2 separate regions of the Homo sapiens genome follow, and region 1 is linked to region 2. The links are chromatin loops, found by intact Hi-C in ENCODE. Cell type or tissue: CD14-positive monocyte. All regions are shown on one strand. Each heading gives the region's core, and the rest is flanking DNA. Links, peaks and the distances in the headings are about the cores only.

Region 1 (2,500 bases), core at 1-2,500, 190 kb before region 2:
CCTTCCGAGCTCCAGGAGGCAGACTGGCCGGGAGGCTGAAGCCCGGTTCACCCTTCTCCCCAGTTCACAGGTCTGGGCCCTGGTCAGGGGAGCAACCCCAGCGTCACTGCAGGAGTGGCAGGTGGTGAGCAGAGCTGGACATCACCACTTGTCTCCACCCAGCCTTGCATGGCCCTCTCTGCCAGCTGCCCTGGGCTAGTGTTGCCTGTGGGTGCCACCATGGGTGGGGACACTCGCCACCGTCTGTGGAGGCGGGGTGCCACTGACTGCTGGTTGAGGCTGGCTCCTGTCCTTCCTTACATTGAGCCAGAGTCTGCCCTGTGTTGCCTTCCCAGCCACCTTGTCTGGTGACTTTCTTTGAGGCCCCAGGATAGGGAAGCATCTTTGTGGCTGCACAGAGCCCGTGGTCCCCTGGAAGCTCTGCACTTGGGCGGCCGGCGCCGTCAGCCGCCCCCCACAGCCTGCGCTAAGATCCCTAGTAATTACAGGCAGGCGGGGATGGTGCTGGCACCGGCCTCCAACGCACTTCCACCTCCCCCGAGCGCTGATTCATTCCTGGCCCCTGGCTGTGCCTGTACAGCTGCACAATGACTTGAGGGGCCTCAACCCAGAGGCAGAAAGGGAGGCCGAGAAGGGACCCGTTTGGCTCTGTGACTGCAAGGGCTTGATCTGTCCTGCCCACGGATTCCTCCTTTGGGCATGGAACGGCGGCCAGCCTGTGAGGGGCCCATCGGTATTTGGGAATGAACACATCTTGTTTCTGGATTCTGGAGCATTCATGCTTGAATCACTGTCCCGCCTTTGCTGAGGGTTTGCTCCCCGGGCGGTGGCCTGGGCCCTCTGAGAGCTCCCTGGAGGTGGTGGCAGCTCACACCACATGCAGTTGGAATCCCTGTTTCCCAGGGCTGTGGGCAGTGCAGGCTGAGGAGGTGGCCCTGGTGTGGGGCTGGCCTAGGCAGGCTGAGGGCTATTTCTCCTACTGTGGCCCAGGGGCTCTTGGTGTTGGTCCTGCAACAAGGGGACCAGAAAGCCCAGGGAGCAAGAGTGGAGGAGGCTGTGGAGATGGTGGGGAGGTAGGGCCTGAGCCCATGCTGTGCTGAGGAGTCCCCTCTAGGGGGCAGGAGGCTGGGGATCTGCCTCTGGCGGGGGCCCGTTTCTGCCTGTCAGGCACAGTGGCGCCCCCAGCACCTCCCTCAAGTTAACCCCCATCTGCCCCTGGTCTTTTTGACTCACGCTATAGAGCCTTGTCTGCTGGCTCTTGGTTTGGTCACCCCTGAGCTTTGGAAAATGCTGCCTGGTCCTTGGGCTTCCTGCCAGGCCTGCCGGGAGGAGTCTTGCCTGGCCAGTCCCCTGGCCATATGACCTTGGCCAAATCTTGCTCCCTGGGCAGTGGGTACAGCGGGCAGGATGCTCCCAGGGTCCCTGGAGGCTCTGGGGCCTGTCCCAGGTCAGGTGGCACCAGCCTTGGTATCCTCAGTGCTCTAGTCCTCACTCTGATGGGCAGGGGTGGGATGCACGCGGCACCATGAGATCTGATGTCCTGGGCCATGAGGTGCTGGGGACCCCTTGTTGGGGGAAAGGCTGTCAGTTACAACAGGGTGCTTTTGCTCTTGCTTAGAGTTTTTATTTTATACTTACTGGAACAGTTGTCTTATAATTGGGTAGTGTTTTTTCGTTTTTTGTTTGTTTTTTGTTTTTTCTGTTTTGTTTTTGTTTTGTTTTTGGAGACGGAGTTTTGCTCTTGTTGCCCAGGCTGGAGTGCAGTGGCGTGATCTCGGCTCACTGCAACCTCCGCCTCCCGGGTTCAGGTGATTCTCCTGCCCCAGCCTCCCAAGTAGCTGGGATTACAGGCATGCGCCACCACGCCTGGCTAATTTTATATTTAGTAGAGGTGGGATTTTTCCATGTTCGTCAGGCTGGTCTCGAACTCCCAACCTCAGGTGATCCACCCACCTCGGGCTCCCAAAGTGCTGGGATTACAGGCATGAGCCACTGCGCCTGGCCCTGTTTGGGTAGATTTTTCAATAATCATATATTGAATTCATGTGAAGTAAATTGGTAGGGTTTTCTTAAAACTTATTTTTCATGAAGAGTTTGACTTCTGAGTCACATTTCAGCTCTGGGCTGTCAGTGTGCTTGTCCACTGGGCACCTGCCCCTGAGCCGTCAGGGGTGCCAATGCCAGAACACCTCCTGAGTATGTCTCTGAGATTTTCTTCCAAGCCCCTGCTCTTCCATTTTTGTTACTGGCACTTTTTTTTTTCTTTTCTTTTTTCTTTTTTTTTTTTTTTTGGAGACAGAGTCTTGCTTTGTTTCCCAGCCCGGAAGGCAATGGTGTGATCTCACCTCAACTGCAGCCTGAAACTCCTAGGCTTATACAGTCCTCCTGCCTCAGCCACCTGAGTAGCTAGGACCACAGGCGTGCCCCACCTGTGTGCCTGGCTAATTTTTTTTTTTATTTTAATTTTTGGTAGAGATGAGGTCTTGCTATGTTGCCCAGG
Region 2 (4,191 bases), core at 1,692-4,191:
GAAACTGAAAAAATAAAAATAAGCCCAAAGCAGAAGAAAGGAAATAATAAAGAACAGAAATTAGTGAACTAGGAAACTGAAAAACAGAAATTAGTGAAGTACAAAAAAAAAACACCAAAGTTTGTTCTTTGAAGTAACTAATAACATTAATAAACTGTCTGACCAAGAAAAAGGGAAAACAAGTGACCAATATTAGGCATGAAAGGAAGAGTGTGATAGTGTGACTACAGCCCCACAGGCATGACAGGAAGAGTGATAGTGTGACTACAGCCCCACAGGCATGACAGGAAGAGTGATAGTGTGACTACAGCCCCACAGGCATGACAGGAAGAGTGTGATAGTGTGACTACAGCCCCACAGGCATGAACGGAAGAATAAAGGACTACTACAAAAAACGGAATCACAAATTCAGCAACTGATATAAAATGGACCAATCCCCTGAAGACACAAACTGCTGAAATTAGAAATAGATAACCCAAATAGTCTATTATTTATTGAAGAAACTGAATTTCATAGTTTAAAACCTTGCCATTAAGAAGGTGAACTGCAAGGACAGTGCCAGTGGGAAGTTCTACCAAACGTTTCAGGAACACCGCCTGTCCCTCCTTTGAGGAAAGCAGTCCTCTGTGTGTGCCCCTTATTGATGGTATTTTCATTAAAATGCACATACACAAAAAAAGAAAAATAAGCGGCCCAGGTTCATGTAAACAGTAGTGTTTATTCAGAAAGCATAAACCCCAGCGCTCTTGGAAGGTTTTTCTGAGATGGACCAGAGGCTCCAATCAGAGGCTTCGTGTGTAGGAAGCAATTACAGCCTAAAGGAGCAGGTGAGAGCCAGGGAAGGATCACGTAGGGATCTGAGACTTGAAATGGCCTCAGGCCAGACAGCACAAGGCAGCCCGGACAAGACACCCTCAACCCACATGCACCAAACCCAGCCTCAGCACCTAGCCCACCCCGATGGGACGGGGGAGCAGTGGCTTGTTGCTGCTCATGACCTCCTGGGGAAGGAGGGAGCTGAGATCAAAATGAAATAAGGAACCTGGTAGTCGCTTCCGCATTCATACAAGAAACCTCATGTCTGAGAGCAAGACAGGCAGGGACTGCCCCCTGAGAGCCCTGAGATCGACATTTCTGAAGCCCTGCCACCTGCCATCCCTCGTAGGGATTCAAGTCCAAATAGCCAGAGCCTCTGGCAGAGGAGATGGGGGAAACTGAGGTAGCCCTAGGGTCGTCCTCTCAAGTCAAGCTGCCTGGAGACTGTAGCAGCTACGGTTGAGGCTGCTCAGGAAGCACAGACCGCCCCAGACAGCAGCTGAAGCTGAAGACTCCAGGGCCAGGCCATCGGGTCAGGCGTTCAGGAACGCGAAAGCTGACGGCTCTGAGCCAGGAGGCTCTTTGGCTGCTGTCCTCTGGGACGATGTTTGGGGGGCGCGGGGAGCATCAGGACAGGACTCTCCCGCAGCAGCCCCAGCCCCCACCAGGCGGGGACAGGCCACCAGCTCCATGCCAGCAAACAAGGAGTCGCGGCTCCACGCACAGCTGCTGGGGCCTCTCTTTGGGCTGTCCGTGCCCCCTGGGATCCGTTCAGGTCTCCACCGCCTGCTTTCTGCCAGTCTGGCCTCGGCCTCGCTGGGGTCTCCGGGGGCTGGAATGGGGGAGGCATCTGGGGGTGGGGTGGGCACAGGGCTGGACGGCATCCCAGATGAGGGAGCAGGGCTCCGGGACGAGACCGGGGTTGAACTCAGAGGCTGCAGGAAGACCTGGCTCCCAGGGAGAGGCACAGCGTCGGTCAGCAGGTCAGATGGGCCTGGGAGGGCGGCTGTGGGGCCAGGCTCAGCTGAGGTGCCCCGGGCAGGGGACAGCTGCCCACAGGAGGCCTCAAAGTGCCTCAGGATCTGAAAGAGGAAGGAGGAACCAGGGAGGTTCCTATGCAACCCTGGGAAATGTGGGGACCAGGGCCCGCTTCTCCCTAGGACCTCCTCAGTCCCTCCACCCAGAGGGCAGGGCCACCTCTGGGCAGGACACCGGCTGCTGGGAGGGGCTGGGGCAGTGCACCCAGTTGTCATCCCACCGAGAGCAGCTGCTGGGCTGGTGCTGGCGACACGGGGCAGGTGTCACATACACACCTCGAATCTTGCTCCTTTACTCACTACTAGACAAATGGACACCCTCCCCGTCATAACCCGCCAGGCACTGCCGGAGGGAGTGAACACGTGGCCTGGCACATCTGGGCATTTCCAACTGTTGGACGCAGGGTTCTTCCAGCATGCCCGTTTTAGAAACCCCACTATGAGGTTCGCCTGCGGTGGTGCGAACCCCAGGCTCACTCGTCGCTCTGACTGAAAGGTGAGCTAGCAGATGGCCAATGACAGTTAAGGATGACTTGGGGATGGGTGACTGAGGACCTGTGTTTCCAGCAGCCAGGGAGAAAACAGGAAGAAAGAAGCTGGGAATGCCCACAGGCAGAGGGAAGGTGCCAGGGCCTGGCGGCCGGGAGAGGCCTCCCCGTGTGATTCCAGTGGCCGCCAGGCAGTTCAGAGTGTTCAAGTGCACAGAGATGAATGGAACCATTTCTGCCCTCCGGAGCTTGGGAGTTGAGCATGAGCTGTGTCATGGGTGGCAAACTGCATGTGCAGTCAGGGAGGGCTTCCTGGAAGAGGTAAGTGTGAGGCCAAGACACAAGGGCAGGAACATTAAGGCAGCGGAGTCTGGGGGCTTCCAGGAATAGGTAGAGGCCAGTGTACTGTGAGTGCTGCAGAGTTTGGGTGGAAGGCGGGAAGGCAATGGGGAGGTGAGGACCCTGACTTGCTGCTGCTCCCTCTGCCAGCGGGACAGGGACTTGAGAGGGGGTCCGGGAAGGGCTGACCAGGCGCCGGGCAGGGACGGGGTGGCCGTGGACTGCAGCGTATCTCCCACTGTACCCTTGGACCCCGGTGTGCGTGTGGCCTCCGCAGCTGCCCACCTTGGTGGCCTTGTTGGTCACAGGTCCCGGGCTGCCCATGCTGAGCTCCTGCAGCCACGGCCGGGTGCGGAGGAGGATGTGCTCCTGGGGGAGGAGGTCGCTGCTCCCCAGGGAGGCGATGGCACACAGCGCCCTCTGCGGGTGAAGGGAGGGGACATCAGCACCCATGGGGCAGCAGGTCCACGCCAGGGAGGCCTATTTGGCCATCTCTCTCCCTCTTCTTCCTCCTCATCAATGACTGGAGTGCCAGGAGGCCCCAGAGACAGCTCCACCACAGCCCTGTCCTCACCGCCTTACACCCCGGATCCCAGACACCACAGCCCTGTCCTCACCACCTTACACCCCCGCTCCCAGACACCAGAGCCCTGTCTTCACCGCCTTACACCCCAGCTCCCGGACACCAGAGCCATGTCCTCCCCGGCTCCTGGACAGACCCCAGCGAGAAGCACGTGACCTGCTGCCCCGATTGCCTTACCTTCATTCCTCCGCACGCCCCCCGACACACGCACACACGTGTCCACACTTTCATGTGCATGCACACACACACAGGCACATACATACACAACCACACACATGCAGTCATGTACACACACACACAGATGTGTGCATACCACACACGTGCACAAGTGTGTACACACCGCACACATGCACGAGTGTGTACACACACAGGCATACATACACAGGCATACACACCCACACGCACACACACAGGCATGTGCGCACGCACAGCCACACAGAGGAATGTTCACACACAGGTGTGCACACAGGCACACGTGCACACACACGCACACGCACACACACGCACACAGGCACATGCACACAGTCACGCCCTCCCGCCCGCGTGTGCAGCTCACCAGCTGCGTGCATTCACTGGTCCCACGCAGGTGGCAGGTCAGCAGCTGCAGCACGGCCTCACAGTTGAGCAGTCCACACCTGCACAGAGGGGACACCTGGGTGGCGGGTGCGGCCCGTTCCCTCCTCCCTCGCCCACGGTTGGGGCTGAGGCAGAGCAGGGCGGGTCCGGGCGCACTCACGCTTTGATGAAGTGCTGTGCCTCCTCGCGGCTCAGGAAGGCGCGTGGTCCCCGAGTCACAGTCCTCACCAAGCTCAACTCCTGCTGACAGTCACTCAGGGCCACCACCTCGACCCTGCCAGGGGGAATGGCCGGGTCAAGGGTGAGTGGAGGCCATGCCCCCACTCCTGTCTCGCATGGGGGAGAACCTGGA

What was found. Peaks named below come from ENCODE experiments on the same cell type or tissue, not always from the same donor. Only the 100,000 strongest peaks of a DNase experiment are listed, where the experiment ranks them.
Region 1: a loop joins it to region 2, with 2.3 times the contacts of the local background. A loop is called at or near these places in 16 of 110 quality-filtered maps.

Annotation. Positions count from the first base shown.
Region 1 is chr17:81,039,868-81,042,367 of GRCh38, forward strand. All of the region lies in intron 1 of BAIAP2 (BAR/IMD domain containing adaptor protein 2), which reads left to right. Among named protein-coding and RNA genes, the nearest start is that of BAIAP2, 6.0 kb to the left of the region's middle. In CD14-positive monocyte, for the core only: CTCF peaks have their summits at 1,120 (motif pointing right) and 1,326; a DNase peak (open chromatin) is centred at 1,121.
Region 2 is chr17:81,227,579-81,231,769 of GRCh38, forward strand. It overlaps TEPSIN (TEPSIN adaptor related protein complex 4 accessory protein), which reads right to left. Exons shown (of 13, transcript NM_001363764.2): 10 at 4,000-4,113; 11 at 3,820-3,898; 12 at 2,966-3,100; 13 at 699-1,898. The coding sequence ends at 1,350. TEPSIN-AS1 (TEPSIN antisense RNA 1) reads left to right here and starts at 1,129. Exons shown (of 4, transcript NR_135654.1): 1 at 1,129-1,799; 2 at 2,160-2,349; 3 at 2,424-2,662. In CD14-positive monocyte, for the core only: a CTCF peak has its summit at 3,081 (motif pointing left); no DNase peak of the experiment used is centred there; H3K27ac peaks cover 730 bases.